Linked DNA regions of Homo sapiens: region 2 is linked to region 1. A link is a loop called in an ENCODE intact Hi-C map of the cell type or tissue named here. Cell type or tissue: PC-9. All regions are shown on one strand. Links, peaks and the distances in the headings refer to the core of each region. The heading gives the core; the rest is flanking DNA.

Region 1 (8,254 bases), core at 1-8,000:
AGCCACCCAAACCTTAGAAAGCTGGATGATACAGGTAAGTGGATACCTGTGTGCACAGCCACATTTGAATTCTGGGGGGAGACCTCTAGGTTTGGCGTTGGTCCTTGGGGGGCAGTGGCAACCTCTCTGGGGAGGTGGGCAGGGGCCCCAGCTGCTGGCATCACCCATGCTAGCCAAAGGGCCTTAGGGACCCCGCATGCTCTTGCGGAGCTGGGGGTGTGCATTATGGTGGGGCTCCTCCTTCTCTCCCTCCCTCCCTCCATGGAGAGGAGAACAAGGAAGTGAGGGCCTGCATTCCATTGAAAATGAGCCTGCCCGGCCAGCCTGGTGCAGTAACACACGCCTGTAATCCCAGCACTTTGGGAGGCCAAGCTGGGTGAATCACCTGAGGTCAGGAGTTTGTGACCAGCCTTACTAATAACGTGGTGAAACCCTGTCTCTACTAAATACAAAAAAATTAGCCAAATGTGGTGGCACATGCCTCTAATCCAAGCTACTTGGGAGGCTTGGACAGGAGAATCACTTGTATCTGGGAGGCGGAGGTTGCAGTGAGCTGAGATCACGCCACTGCACTATAGCCTGGGCAACAAGAGTGAAACTCTGTCTCAAAAAAGAAAATGAGCGTGCCCATCATTGGTTCCTGCCTGTGTCATTCTCAATTGTTCCAGCAGTAAAAAGCCAACTGCAGAAAAACCCCTTGGTAAATAGAATACTGGCCCCTCAAAGCTGTCCACGTCCTAATCCCCAGACCCCGTGAGTGTGTTAGGTTATATGGCAAAGGTGGAATTACAGTTGCAGATGGAGTTACAATTGCTAATCAGCAAGATGGGGAGATTATCCTGGGTTGTCCAGTTGGGTCCAGTGTCATCACAAAGGTCCCTTTTAAGTGGAAAGAGAAGCAGGAGAGAGAGCAGCAGAGTCAGAGATCTGAAGATGCTGCTGGCCTTGAAGATAGAGAAAGGGGCCCACCTGCCAAGGTACACGGGTGAACTGTAGAAACTGCAAAAGGCGAGGAATTAGATTCTTCCCAAGAGCTCCAGAAGGAGTGCAACCCTGAGGACACCCCGACTCAGCCCAGTGAGACCCATGTTGGACTTCTGACCTCCAGAACCGTAAGACAAGTTTGTGGTCATTTGTCACAGCATCAGTGAGGGACTAATACAGCCTCCAGCCCAAGCAGAAGGAGCAGCAGCCACATGGACAAGGTGTGCAAGACAGTGTTGATCGAATCATTCCACTTCTATCAAGTGATAGGCCCAGAAACATCCCTTATCTGGAAAGGAATTTAGGGCTCCTGGGGCCTCCTCCATAGGCCCCCACAATAGCCAGGTACATTGAAATTGGTGCTAGAAACCAAAGGCTTACTGTGCTGCCTTCAAGAAAACGATACACCATGGAAGCTCTGGAACCCACCATGGTTGTGGTTGATGCAGCTGAGGAGAGCCCAGATGGAGGAAGAGCGGGGAGCAGGAGAGACTAACATCATCAGCACAGTTCATTCTGGAAAGGCAAGTGGAGGAAGTGAGTGTAAATTGAAAGGCAAGGGCTGGGAAAACCGGCCTCATCACACCCTGGAGAAGGGGCACAGGACACTGCACCCAAGACACAATTTTAAGGAATTAAAGAGAGTTTTTATTTGTGCAGTATATATTAACTTAAAAGACTGAAGAAAAAATCGACACAGTTTGCAGAATGGTTTCAGTTGGTTGGTGCTGGAGGAAATGTGCTAAGTCTAGAAAGTGAAGTTTCCCTGAAAGAGATAAACCGGGATGACAGGGCTTTTCCGTGTGCGTTTAGAAACTGAAGTTCATTCAAGCCAAGAAAGATAATTTTAAAAAAGAAGAAACTAAAAGTTCAAGGAAGATTTCTTGTGGCAAATGTGCATTATTTAACATTTCTTTTTTTTTTTTTTGCGTATTTGTTTCAAGTGCAAAGATAGTGTAGAAATAAATTTCAGAAAGAAACGAAATTACCCATAATTCCATTTATGTAACGTAACAATTTGTATTTTTATACTTTGTCCACAGACTGTGTAGTTTTGCATTATTGCAGTTCCACTTCTGTATTGTCACTTGTGTGACTCTGTCTTTCCTGAGCTTGTGCACCAGGAGTTAGGTGACCCTTAATTTGAGGGTGTTTGATCTCCCAAGTACTGAGGGAAAGTGAGAACCCTCTCCTACCCCGTGGAAGCGTCTCTTCTTCTGGCCCATGAGCCTGCGCTGTGCTCCTCCCTCATCCCTCTGGATAGCCTCAGAACCAACCCCTTCGTTCCTTCCACCCATTTTCCAGATGAAATTGTTTTGGGTGTGTGAAGCAGCATTTGAAGGAATGTCAATTAACCGCTCTCCTGGTGTTTCCTTCTAAACTTAGACCCTGTCCCCAGAGGGGCTGGTTCTGCCATGAGTACTGATGCTTACCCAAAGAACCCACACCTTCGAGCCTATCACCAGAAGATCGACAGCAACCTAGGTAAGACTGAGCACCACACCAGCTTCTGTAAGCCACTGTCCTTCAGGCAGCTTACGCCAAGCATAGCCCCTGCATGAGCATCCTCCAGCTTCAGTTCCCTCACCACACATCACATCCCACGCCAAGCTGGGTCCATCTTGCCACCTCACTGTCTCTGGAATCTCTCCACTTCTCACCATTTCCTACTTCTAGCCCAGCCGAGCCCTCCCCACCTCTCACTTTCATGAACAGCACCAGGGACCCAGGAGTCCCTGAGAGGCCATAAAGTATAGCCTGGACGTGACCGCTCACTTCATCCTTCCCACCTGGCCACTCAGAGCCCTGTTTTCCTCCTTGTGAAATGGGCTACCTCTGAGAACAGTGGAAAGGTTACCTGAGCCAGAAAGTGCCTGGGATGGTAAGAGTTAGTGCTCGTGTTGCAATTGGCACTTTGGCCACACAGCCTCCAGCATGATGTTTCAAAACGGAAGGGTGTGCAGGGGGCCGGGCGCAGTGGCTCACGCCTGCAATCCCAGCACTTTGGGAGGCCAAGGCGGGTGGATCACCCGAGGTCAGGAGTTCAAGACCAGCCTGACCAACATGGTGAAACCCTGTCTCTACTAAAAATACAAAAATTAGCCGGGCGTGGTGGCAGGCGCCTGTAATCCCAGCTATCGGGTGGCTGAGGCAGGAGAATCACTTGAACCCGGGAGGCAGAGGTTGCAGTGAGCCAAGATCGCACCATTGCACTCCAACCTGGGCAACAAGAGCGAAACTCCACCTAAAAAAAAAAAAAAAGAAGAAGTGAAGGGTATATTCTTCCAGAACTCTCTCATGGAACCCCACACACTCACAGTGCAGTCCAGGCTCTCTTTGGCTGCCCTAGTCCCTTCTGCCCTCATCACCTGCAGGCTCGTGTGGGATTTCTGATGTGAGTTCTTTCTGCCTCGTGGCCCCTATCTGCCTGGATGGGCTCCCCCGACTCTCTGTAGGCTGGCTCCTTCTCTTTCTGTCAGTCTTGCATTAGTATGGCCTCCTCTCCCTGTCTCTCAGGACCCTTGTGTTTCCAGGGGGCTGCCCTGGCCGTTTGTGATTGTGTATCTGCTGGTTTGCCTGCTGTCTTCCCAATCAGACTGTAGATTCCAGGACAGCATGGGAGTGTTTCCATTTTGTCACTACTTTGTATCTGGGGCCCAGCAGGCAAGCACTTAGTGATTATGTTTTGTTTTGTTTTGTTTTGTTTTGAGACAGAGTTTTGCTTTTGTTGCCCAGGCTGCAGTGCAATGGTGCAATCTCAGCTCACTGCAACCGCTGCCTCCTGGGTTCAAGCGATTCTCCTGCCTCGGCCTCCCGAGTAGCTGGAATTACAGACATGCACCACCATGCTCAGCTAATTTTGTATTTTTAGTAGAGATGAGGTTTCTCCTTGTTGGTCAGGCTGGTCTCGAACTCCCGACCTCAGGTGACCCGCCTGTCTCGGCCTCCCAAAGTGCTGGGATTATAGGTGTGAGCCACTGCGCCCTAGCCAGTGATTATTTTTTGAATGGAAAAGTCAGTTACTTGAAATTCAAGTAGGTGTTGGCCTGTGGGCAGTTCTGTGAGTTTATTCTAAGTAGTGTCTCAGACTTGCTGCCTCCTCCTACCGCTACTCCCTGAGCAGAAATCTCCCCCGTGGTGACCTGGGTCACCCTGTCAGTCTCCCACCCCCTGTTAGGAGTTGGCAAAGTGTAGGGGACAAATAATAAAATCCTCCCCTGCTGTAAAGGTATCTAGTGGAAGGCAAAACTGAAACCCATGAAGATGCACATGGAGTGTCTGTGCACGGGTTTTCTCCTGCTTGCTGTCTGGGAAGCCCCAGACAGCTGCCACCTCCTTCTATGCCCTGGACTCTGTCCTCCAGAGCCAAAGACTTATCTGAGGCAGAAGGTGTGTCTGCCCAGATCTAACCACTCCAGAGAAGCCCAGAGAGGCGTGAAAGCCCTTTGTCCTTCACTGCGAGAAAGGGAGAGGTTAGGGCTAGTGGTATGGTTGGTGCCTGCTGGCAGAAGTGGGAGAAGGGACTTTGAGGAAGGATACTGCATTCAGAGGCAGGAAGAAGTGCTGAGTACTGCCCGCCACTAGGAGGTGCTGAGGGTGCACAGTTGGCACTGTGGACGAGCAGCTGGGCAGTTACCGGCAGGACGCAGTCTAGAGTAGGAGGTGGGCCTGGGCAGAAGGGCGAGTGGCTAGTTCAGAGCTCAGCCCTCTGGCCCTGCTGACACAGGCCAGGCCGGTCCACTCTGGTGGGGCAGGGAGTGTTGCCTTTGTTCACACTCTTCCCGTCTTAACACTATCTCCCTGCTATTTCAGGATCTCAGGCAAGCTCTCTGGACTCCAGCGCCCTGGCCTGGTGGTTTTACATTATCACACATTTTATCTCAGCCTCTCTGTTTGCTTATCCTTTGCTGCCCTGGCTGCCAGTGAGCTTCCTCCTGAGGCCTGAGGCAACCACAGGCTCTGCTCTCCATGGAGCACGAGGCCATGAATTTTAGTAAGCTTAAGAAGCAAAGAGCTGAAGACTTATCTTTTTTTTTTTTTTAATTTTAATTATACTGTTTTTCTCTTTCTTTTCTTTTCTTTTTTAGAAATGGAGTCTCGCTTTGTTGCCCAGGCTAGTCTCCAACTTCTGGGCTCAAGTGATCCTCCCACCTCAGCCTCCCAGAGTGCTGGGATTACAAGCATGAGCCACTGTGCCTGACTTGAAGACAATCTTTTTATTTTTATATTTTTTAATTTCTTTCTGAGAGTTTTACTCTGTCGCCCAGGCTAGAGTGCAGTGGCACAATCTCAGCTCACTGCAGCCTCTGCCTGCTGGGTTCAAGTGATTCTCATGCCTCAGCCTCCCGAGTAGCTGGGATTACAAGGTGTGCACCACCATGCCCAGCTAATTTTTGTATTTTTAGTAGAGACGGGGTTTCACCATGTTAGCCAGGATGGTCTCGATCTCCTGACCTCAAGTGATCCACCCACCTCGGCCTCCCAAAGTGCTGGGATTACAGGCATGAGCCACCACACTCAGCCTATCTTTTTATTTCATTTTTTGAGACGGAGTCTTGCTCTGTCGCCCAGGTTGGAGTGCAGTGCATTGATCTCAGCTTACTGCAACCTCCTCCTCTCAGGTTCAAGTGATTCTCTTGCCTCAGCCTCCCGAGTAGCAGGGAATACAGGCATGCACCACCACATCTGGCTAATTTTTATATTTTTTAGTAGAGATGGGGTTTCACCATGTTGGCCAAGCTGGCCTCAAAATCCCGACCTCATACGATCCACCCACCTCAGCCTCTCAAAGTGCTGGGATTACAGGCATGAGCCATTGTACCCGGCCAAAACTACCTTTTTAAAAAAACTGATTTTGGCCGGGCGCGGTGGCTCACGCCTGTAATCCTAGCACTTTGGGAGGCCAAGACGGGCGGATCACAAGGTAAGGAGTTCGAGACCAGCCTGGCCAATATGGTGAAACCCTATCTCTACTAAAAATACAAAAAAAATTAGTCGGGTGTGGTGGCGTGTGCCTGTAGTCCCAGCTACTCAGGAGGCTGAGGCAGAAGAATTGCTTGAACCCAGGAGACGGAGGTTGCAGTGAGCCGAGATCATGGCACTGCACTCCAGCCTGGACAAAAGAGCAAAATGCTGTCTCAAAAAAAAAAAAAACAAAAAACTGATTTTGCTTAGATTTGTGGTACCAGTGCTAAGCCTTTGTGTATCCTGATCCTTTTTCTCTTAGTGTTTTATATTTAATCTTGCAAGTAAGAAGGCTTACAAAGCACCACCTCTTCTCTCTCCTCTCTGGCTCTTTCCTGGCTGCTGTTCCTAGTAAAAAGGCAGAAAGCAGCCCTGGGCATATCTCCCTACCCCCAGCGTGCACAAACACACACACACATACACACACACACACACAGTCACAAACCTGGGAAAAGGCTTTACTCTTCACCCTGACAGAATCAATTAAGTCAAGACTCATCTCTGCAGTGGGTGCAGTCCCCCCAGGCAACACAGATCCCTGTCTCTCCCACTTACCCACACCATCAAGAAGCATTTGCAGGTGCCGTGACTGTTTGCTCATGCCTGCGTGTCATTTCCTCCTCCTGCAGATGAGCTGTCCATGGGACTGGGTCGTCTGAAGGACATAGCCCTGGGGATGCAGACAGAAATTGAGGAGCAAGATGACATTCTTGACCGGCTGACAACCAAAGTGGACAAGTTAGATGTCAACATAAAAAGCACAGAAAGAAAAGTTCGACAACTCTGAAGACAGACGGATTTCCACTCTATTGTGATGAAAAGATTTGAAAGATCTTTTTTTGAACTTCCAAGAAATTTCATTTACTATTTTAGTATGTAAATTAATGTGTGTTTGCAAATGTTATAATAGAGTAGGTCTTAAGACATTTTTGCTGTTATAAGGAAGTGTTTGTCCCACATTTTCCTAGGGTTAACACCTCACCAAGTTCTTCCAGCAAAATGCTTATTAGAGTTTTTGTCTGAGCACAGTAGCCTGGCCCTGCATATCTTGGGCGTTTGATTACCATGCTGGAATAAGAAGAGTTGCATTTCTCATTTTAATGAGCATATGGAAAGATGGGAACAGAATTTCAGTCTTGCAGCCATGAGCCTCTATTTCTCATTCCTAAGCCTTACCATGAGTCAGAGTGTTAAGGGGGCCTGTGAACCAGTCGTTTGGTGGAGGAGGGTCCTTCCCACACCTTTGTTTAGGAGTCATCATTCACACACACACACACACACACACACACACACACACACACACACACTCTCTGAGCACATTATCTGTGATTCTTTCATCCTCCCAGAAAGGATCAGTGTTAGAATGGGAAATAGAGTGTGCCATCTTGCTCTTTTGTTGGCAGATGTCCCCGCTTCCCTCCAGCCCCCCATCCTTGGCATGTATATTAGTAGGAGGGCTTCACACCAGCACTGCTCACTGCGACTCCTGGAAATGTGTGGGGAATTGGGTGAGCCCCTCTTCCCCACGTGCTCCCATCTGTAACTCTCCATCTGTGATTTGCAACAGGTCTTCCACTGGCTCGAGGCTGCGAGGCTGACCGACAGGGGCGCCCAATAGAGTTTGTGGGAATGGAGTATTGCACAGATGCAGCTGCACAATGGTCTTCCTCCACCCCTCTGGGAATCACCATTAGGCAGGCCTCAGTAGGGCAAAATGTTTATTTGGTACCGGGGGTCTCCTGACCTGTCTAGCATTCCCACCCACTCTTCTGCACTTCTTGCAAGGTAACTTGAATCATCACTTATTTCTCTGCCACCTGGTTTTAGGACTGGCACTCTATAAATGACGCTGACTTTGTATAGAAGGATTTTGCTAAGGGGGCAAAAAGCCCAGATACCATTTTAACTGGCCCAGTTCATTTTCTCCTTTCATTTTACAAAAGAAATCATGCAGAAGCATCAATTAAAACTGATTTATTTATGTTGGTACATCCAACAAAATAGTTGGAGCCACAAGGCCCTTGTCTTTTTAAAAAAACAAAATATTTTGAAGATGGTGAAAGTGACTGATTTTAATAATGAGATAGGTCACTTAAAATAACAGTGCCTTTGACCTTAAAACATGGCACTGGCCCATGTGACCTTTGCCATTTCCCAGTACTTCCCTTTACAGTCTGCAGCCTATAAACAGTGGTGTCTCAAAGCAAAGGAAACCTCCACAAGTGCTGCAACAGTGCATTAGTTTTTATGTAGCAATTTGTTTATAAAAATTCCCATCCCATAATGCATGACCTTCCTAAAAATA
Region 2 (8,407 bases), core at 249-8,248, 220 kb after region 1:
AGTCTGTTTAAAGTCAAATTATACCATCTATGCATCCTTCCATGCATCCATCCATGCATCCATCCATCTATCCATCCATCCATTCTTCCATTTCCTGAGTGCCTACTGTGTGGCAGGCATTCTGCTAACCTAACAACCCAGTGAGAGACATACTTATATTCCTATTTTATAAAGGCCCAGAGAGGTTAAGTAAATAATCCAGAGTCACACAGCCAGGGAGTGGCAAAGCTAGAATTCTTATTTAATTCCAAACTTGATTTCTACCCTCTCCACCACCAACCACCCATATATATCCACTGACCAACCTATTCATTCATCAGACTTTTACTGCATGTCTCAAGTAAGCTATGCACTGTGTTTAGAGCTGAATGAGACACCATTCTTATGTCTCCATGATATTCACAGTCTGGTAGGAGAAACAGACCTGTATACAGGTTATTGTGCAGTGGTCGGGGACAGGAACTTTGAGAGAGGAACGTATGGTGCCCACTTGTGGGCATATAGGAGTGAGAGGTCTGCTCAGCTGGGGAAAGACAGCATCCTTTTGAGGTGGGTTTTGAAGGATGCATAAGATTTTAAGGGGACAGTGCATCTTGGAAGGGCATCATATCTTTGTAGTCCAGCTGCCTCTCCTTTGCTCGAGCTTCCTTCCTTCCTTCAGGGGTTAATTTGGAAGGACTGAGTTTTGCTGTTATTGAGCAAACAGAGTCCTCTAAAGTGCATAGCCCAGGGGCTGGAATGGAGCTCACGATGTATGTGTGGGGGAGAAAAACTACTTTGATTTGAATTCCTGTCTGGCTATTTTTGAGATGTTATATATGACCTTATGAGGGCCCTTCCCTATGTGGTCATGTCTATAAGAGATTTCGTATCTTTACCCACTGGTGTCAGGTTGGCTGGGTGACTTTCAGCCAATGGGATATGAGTGGAGGTGGTATGTGCTAATTCTGGGCAGACCCATTAAGGGCCCTTCTGTGGTCACCCTTTGGTCTCCCTTTTTGTGATACTATGGATAGTCTTTATTTATTATTCTCCAAGGGTTGTGCCTCACCTTCCCTTTTTACTGCTGCCCCAAGACCATCAGGTTTCCACAAGGGGGTTGCTTCTTTAGCCTTAATCCTGGAATGAAGTGATGAGGGTCAGAGCCAGAGCTGAGCTGCAAGTGTGTGTCACATTCCAGAGGAAGGAATGGTTGTTACTCTAAGACATGGACTTTTGAGGTCATCTGTTATCATAGCATAGTGTAGCCTAAGCTGACCACAGCAAGGCATCTCACCTTTCGACATGTTAGTTTGCTCATCCATAGAAGTGGATTAATAGTTGTAGTCGCATGGCAAAAACCCATCCCTACAAAAAAAAAAAAAAATTAGCCAGGCATGGTGGTGCACGACTGTAGTTCCAGCTACTCAGGGGGCTGAGGCGGGAGGATCATCTGGGCCTAGGGAAGTTGAGGCTGCAGTGAGCTGTGATCACACCACTGTACTCCAGCCTGGGTGACAGAGTGAGATCCTGTTTCAAGAAAAAAACATATCTGTAGTCATGTTATTGGGTTTTGTGAAAATTAGGTGAAATTGCTCAGTAAAAGCACAGTTTCTAGCCCAATGTGTGTCTGCACTTTGCAGATGTTCAAGACTCTTCTTCCAGTCCCTTTCTCTGTCATACTTATTTCTCCCCAGGGCCTTTGCATGTCCATGCTCTTCCTTTGCCTGAGGCTTTTTCTCATTTCCTTCTTTACTCAAGATCCCATATGCAGACCTAGCTCCCCCAGGGGGCCAGATAAGGATGGGCTTAGAGCCCCAGAAAAGTCAGGACAGGAAAGGGATGAGAAAGGTTGCACTTCAGCAACCAGAATCAGGAAATCTAGAAGAGAGTTCCTTTAACCTCAACATGTGCATATATTTTGTGCTTTATGGTTTTGCATTCTTTTAATTTTGATTTACATCGGGTATCTTGGCTGGGCGTGGTGACTCATGCCTGTAATCCCAGCACTTTGGGAGGCCAAGGCAGGTGAATCACTTGAGGTCAAGAATTTGAGCTCAGCCTGGCCAACATGGTGAAACCCCATCTCTACTAAAAATACAAAACTTAGCCAGGCGTAGTGGTGGGCGCCTGTAATCCCAGCTACTTGGGAGGCTGAGGCACCAGAATCACTTGAACCTGGGAGGGCGGAGGTTGCGGTGCTGAGATCATGCCACTACACTCCAGACTGGGCGACAGAGTGAGACTCTGTCTCAAAAAAAAAAAAAAAAAAGTGACATAATTAAAAGAGCCATCATCTATGGCCTTTAAGTGTCATGTGTGTGCTCATCTTTCCTTGCTTTACTACTCAAAGATTATCTTTTCCATGTGACCTGCTCTTTCCTGCCTCTGTCACCACCAAACATCAAAGCCTTAAGTTTTGTTTGGCTGTTTGTTATCTCTTGAGAATTGAGCACCAGAGCTATTGGGTGGGCTTGATGTTGACCTACAATGCAGGATGTCTGTGGGCATGACTCTCTCCTAGGCACTCACAGACACTTGAAGCTGGGGACTGAGGTCCTCTAGTGTGTGTCTGTGGGGGTGAAGGAGTGCACCCTCATCCTCCTGCACTTTCGGGTCTTGTAGCAGCAACTCCCTGTTTCTGTCCTTTCTACTTACTGCTGGTTTCATCACACTCCCAGGGTTAATTTAAAGAACCAGCCTCGGTGTGATGCACCTACAACAAACAGAGCCACTTCTGTGGGGAGCTCTGGAGCTGGGATGGCCCCTCAGAGTCTAGAGGTGGTGAGAGCGCTGGAGCTTCATCACCGTGCTAACTGTGTCCCTGGAAGAGTGAGGGAGCTTGAGTGATTCCTTACCCAAGGGCCGTCATAAAAGGTCTCAGCTGATGCCTACTGCCGATCACATTCAGCTATTTGGGAAGAGATGTTCAGTCCTTAAGAGGACATTATTAGTGGACATCACTCTTTCCACAAAAGCCCCAGTCTTGTGTTACTTAGTCCCACTAGCTTCTTTAAAGAAACCCCAAGAGCATTTCCTCCAGGAATCTGTTTGATCTCTTTTCCTGGGGGAGATTTCCAGGTGATTCTCATTGGAATGAATCCTAGGTCCTGTTGCTGCTGCTGGTCTCACACTGTGACTGATGCTAAGTCCTTCTCTTCCACCACCATTCTGGATTTTCCTTGCTATAGCCTAAGTGTTTATGTCTCCCCAAATTGTCAGCGTTGGAGCACCAAGAAGACAGGCAGCACTGACAGTAGCAGAAGAGTAGGAGGTGGCTGTGGCACCCCACGCCGAGCAGGAGCGGGAGGAGTTCCTGGGCGATGGGGCCGCAGCCTGGGCCGATGCTGACCATGGGATGAGATCATTCTTCACTCTGCACCGTGACCATCAGGGGGCGCCCCAACCACCTTTTCTGCCCCACATCGTGCTCTTGCAGTGTTCTCCCCGCAGGTGCTGCATGGAGTGAGTGGCGGCATCCACCGTGAGGAGGAGAGGAGCTCTGATACCCTCAGGACCCGCCAGGAGGGGCATCACGGAGGCTTCTGGACGACTTGGAGCTGTGTCCTGGGGAGAAAACCGCTCCTGTCTGGGCCCTGAGTGCTGAGGAGGAAGCTGCCATGCACTTTTCCCTGGCATTTTTCCTGCATGGTGAGTACAGAAGCTTTAGTTTTCTGGTATGTTCTGTTCATTCCTCTCCTGTTCTCCCTGGTTTTCCTCTTTCTCTTGTAGTGTTTTAGTATTTATTTTACAGTGGTATTCATTCTCTGAAGGCTTTTGAGGGTGTCAAGTGTAGCAGACTGTGGTATTTTTAGGGGTTTAAGACTTTTTCTGGGTGGGGGGGAGGGGGGAGGGATAGCATTAGGAGATATACCTGATGCTAAATGACGAGTTGATGGGTGCAGCACACCAACATGGCACATGTATACATATGTAACAAACCTGCATGTTGTGCACATGTACCCTAAAACTTTAAAGTATAATAATAATAAAAAAATCTTGGTTTTTATTAAAAATAAATAAATAAATAAATACATTTCTAGTTCTGAAAAAAAAAAAAAAAACCAAACCAACAACAGAAAAAGACTTTTTCTGAGGGAACCTCCCCTGTGTAGAGGGAGAGAGAGGGAAGCCCCGCTCAGGTTGGAGTCAGGGCCAGGCCCAGTTCTGGCTGGCTGCCTCGTGTCCAAGCCTCAGAGGGAGGATTTGCATTGGGCCTTGCTGCATTTTTAAATCTTCGTTCCTGCCATCAGGACCCAGGGGTCACTCTTCTTCACTTTTGGGCAGCGCGTGTCCTCTCGTGTCCCTCCCACCGTGGCCGCCTGACCAGGGGCGAGGGACTCCTCGGTGTGGGTTTTTTGTCCTCTTTGCAGAAATGTCTGTTCTGGGCCTCTGCCCAGTTTGGGGTGGATTATTTTTTGTTGTTGTTTTAAATTGCTATTTAGTACTGTTAATGTGTTGTATATTTTCGGTAAGAACCCCTTAGCAGTTATATGATTCCTCAAAACTTTCGTCCAAACTTCGGGCTCATTTTTTCCGTTGTGGCACAGAAGCTTTTCAGTTTCTTGTAGCCTCACATGGTTGTTCTTGCTTTCCTTGCTTGTGATTTTGGTCCCCAATTTAAAAAAATCATTCACAAACCATTCCATTCTCCATGAGGTTTTTACCCCTTATGTATTCCTCTTTTTCTTTTTGAAACTCTTTCCAACTGATGAGCATGGATTCAAGTTGTCCTGAAAGTAAGCTCCCCCTATCTTTTCTTACAGGAATTTAATAATGTTTTGTGGTTTCAGGTTTTGTGTTGAAATCTTTAATCCATTTTGAGTTGATTTTTGTGTATCGTGTAACAGAAGGGTCCTATTTCTTTTCTTTTCTTTTTTGCATATGGATATCAGTTTCCTCAAAATGATTTCATGAAGAAACTCTCCTGTCCCCATTGTGTCTTTCTGATCTCTGGTGCCGATTTCATTTGCTCTGGAGTTATACCCAGTAGTGGGATTGCTAGATCTTACAGTATTTGCATTTTCTGTCATTTTCTTTGAGACGGGGTTTCTTCTGTCACCCAGGCTGGAGTGCAGTGGTGCAATCACAGCTCACTGTGGCCTCTACCTCCACAGCCCAAGCAGCCCTCCCACCTCAGTCTATGGTAGCTGAGACCACAGGCACACACCACCATGCCTGGCTAAGTTTTTAAATTTTTTGTAGAGACAGGGTTTTGCCATGTTGCCCAGGCTGGTCTCGAACTCCTGAGCTCAAGTAATCTGCCCACATTGACCTTCTGGTAATTGTATTTTCAGTTTTTTGAAAATGGCAACTTCCAACTTTTTACCATAGAATATGTACTAATTTATCTTCCCATCAACAGGGTATAAGAGTTCCCTTTTCTCCAAATCCATACCAGCATTCTTTTTAAAATTTTGTGGCCAGGAACAGTGGCTCATGCCTGTAATCCCAGCACTTTGGGAGGATGAGGCATGGTGGTGTGCACCTGTAGTCCCAGATACTTGAGAGGCTGAAGTGGGATGATCACCTGAGCTAGGGAGGTCAAAGCTGCAGTGAGCTGGGATCACGACACTGCACTTCAGCCTGGGTGACAAAGTCTGAGTCCCTGTCTCAAAAAATTAAAAAAAAACTTTTTAGTAACATTTATTTCAATAAAAGTGAAACGGCATCTGAATGTGGTTTTGAGGTACATTTTTTTTCTGATGAGAGACGTTGAGGACCGTTTCTCTTACATGTTGGTCAATTTTGTGTCATCTTTGCAGAGATGTCTACTCAAGTTCTTTGTATTGGTTTGGATATGTATTTTGCTACATTGTATTTTTTTTCTGTGTATATGTTTGATAACAACCAGTGATTGAGTTATCGCTTACATGATTCCCTTTCTTTTTTTTTTTTTGAGACAGAGTCTCATTCTCTCACCCAGGCTGGAGAGCACAGTAGCACATCACATGACCATATATATTGGCTACCTACAGCTTTGCAATGTAATTTGCTATCAGGAATTGTGAGTCTCCCAACTTAGTTTGTATTTCTCAGGATTCCTTAGAGGTTCAGGGCCATTAGTGGTTCTATGTGAATATTAGCATTTTATATTCATATTTCTTAAATTTTTGCCATGTATAATAACATACACAATTAGAAGTTATGCTGGGACATGTTTTTTTCTTTGGGGACATTTTGATACATGTATACTTTGAGTAATGATCAAATCAGGGTACTTATCATAACTATTCCCTCATTGAGGTATTATTTCTTTGTTGTGAGTACATTCAAATTGCTCCCTTCTAGTTTTTTGAAAAATACAATATTTTGTTAACCAGAGTTACCCAGCTGTGGCATAGAAAACCAAAATGTGTTTCGCCAAACTCACTGTAACTTTGTTTCCATAACCGATCCCTCCCATCCCCCTCCTATCCCCCTCCTTCCCCTCTCCTCAGGAAACCGCTACTGTACCTTCTGCTTGAAGGTAAAGTTTTTTGGATTCCATATAAGTGAGATCACATAGTGTTTGCCTTTCTCTACCTAGTCGATTTCATTTAATGTAATGTCTTCCAGGTTCGTCTGTGTTTTTGCAAATGACATGTTGTCATGAATTTTTATGCATGAGGCATATTTCATCATGTCTGTATGCTGAAGTCCCTTCATCCTTTCATTGGTTGGTGGACAGGTAGGTTGATTTCATACCTTGGTTACTCATTGTTAGTGAGTAGTAGGTCACTAAACCTCAGAAGGCAGCTGTTGCTTCAACAGACCGATCTCATTTTCTTTAAGCTCACAACCACGGTTAGAATTACTAGATGAAACAGTTCTTGCATTTTTAATTTCTGAGGGTGCTCCAAGTGGTTTTCTCAGTGCGTTTCATCATTGAAATTTCTCCCAATAGTGTATAAGAGGATCTCTATATCTAACAGCACCCTGAACTTTTATTTTTAAATTATTTCTGTTTTGGTATTATTCATTTTACTTAGCGTTAGATAGTATCTGAGTGTGGTCTTTATTTACAGTTTTGTGATGACCAGTGATGTTGAGAAACACCTTTTTTACCTTTTAATCAATATCATACCTTCTTTTCAGAAATGTCTGTTATTCAGGTTTTTTTGCCCAGTTTTTTTGGGGGTATTGGGTCTTGTATGTTTTGTCCCTCTGTAGTGTTAGTTTCTGCTGTTGTCAGATAACACTCCCTTTCAGATATATGATTCCTCATAATTTCCTTTTTTTGATGTGTAAAAAGATAAACCTATTGTGGCAACAGCCAAGAACGGTAATAATCAAATGCAGGAATTAGGTGCCATTTATATTTCCCCACTCAGAGTATAAGACTTCCTGCCTCACAGAAGTAAATGAGATTTTTCTGTGCATATAGTAAAATTTTACTTTTCATATTTTAATTTTTCGTGTCCTAAAAAGTTAACACAATTTAATTAAAAATTAAAGCCACTAAAACATTTATGTAACAATTTCTTTTTAAATTTTACTTTAAGTCCTGGGATACATGTGCAGAATGTGCAGGTTTGTTACATAGGTATACATGTGCCATGGTGGTTTGCTGCATCTATCAACCCGTCATCTAGGTTTCAAGCCTGGTATGCATTAGGTATGTGCCCTAATGCTCTCCCTCCCCTTGCCCCCAACCCCCTGACATGCCATGGTGTGTGATGTTCCCCTCTCTGTGTCCATGTGTTCTCATTGTAACAATTTCTTTAATTACCACATAAGGTACTATGTTATCTGACAAATCTATGTTTTACAGAGAAATTGTAGAAAAGTCATTCACAAGTTTCTTCTTGATTTCAAACTGTAACACAATGTTGTAAGTAATGCAACTAGACAGAATTCGGCTGGATATTGAAATTCAACATAATAAAAAATATATATGCTGGTTTATCCATACTACTCACACTGTTAGTATGAATGCTCTATCCTAAAGACAGAAACAAGTGTCTTAGTGAATCTATATCATTACAAACTAGATTAGCTTTTCTCCTTTTGAATTTTAGAAAAATACAAAAATTCAATTGCCTAATTATTGTACACAGTGTTTCAATATATGCATGACTAAAGCAATTATAGGATTTTTTTTTTTTTTTTTTTTTGAGACAGAATCTTGCTCTGTCACCCAGGCCTGAGTGCAGGGGCGCGATCTTGACTCACTGCAACCTCCACCTCCTGGCTTTAAGCGATTCTCCTGCCTCAGCCTCCCGAGTAGCTGGGACTACAGGCACACACACCACACCCAGCTTATTTTGGTATTTTTAGTAGAGACAGGGTTTCACCATGTTGCCCAGGCTGGTCTCGAACTCCTGACCTCAGATGATCCACCCACCTCGGCCTCCCAAAGTGCTGGGATTACAGGTGTGAGCCACCATGCCTGGCCACAATTATAGTTTTTATATAGGAGTAAGAAAGGTCTTAAATGGAAAGATTA

What was found. A loop is a pair of places that touch in the nucleus more often than their neighbours do. Peaks named below come from ENCODE experiments on the same cell type or tissue, not always from the same donor. Only the 100,000 strongest peaks of a DNase experiment are listed, where the experiment ranks them.
Region 2: it touches region 1 in a loop (7-fold over the local background); 4 of 110 quality-filtered maps call a loop at or near these places.

The regions. Positions count from the first base shown.
Region 1 is chr22:20,881,101-20,889,354 of GRCh38, forward strand. SNAP29 (synaptosome associated protein 29) reads left to right here. Exons shown (of 5, transcript NM_004782.4): 3 at 1-34; 4 at 2,371-2,469; 5 at 6,579-8,254. The coding sequence ends at 6,736. Among named protein-coding and RNA genes, the nearest start is that of SNAP29, 26 kb to the left of the region's middle. RefSeq lists an enhancer at 4,671-5,171. In PC-9, for the core only: CTCF peaks have their summits at 4,616 (motif pointing right) and 4,818; DNase peaks (open chromatin) are centred at 341, 2,841 and 4,781; H3K27ac peaks cover 1,928 bases.
Region 2 is chr22:21,099,597-21,108,003 of GRCh38, forward strand. It overlaps the pseudogene BCRP2. Among named protein-coding and RNA genes, the nearest start is that of LRRC74B, 58 kb to the left of the region's middle. RefSeq lists enhancers at 2,816-3,787, 3,236-3,285. In PC-9, for the core only: CTCF peaks have their summits at 3,377 (motif pointing right) and 3,580; a DNase peak (open chromatin) is centred at 1,965; H3K4me3 peaks cover 448 bases; H3K27ac peaks cover 1,093 bases.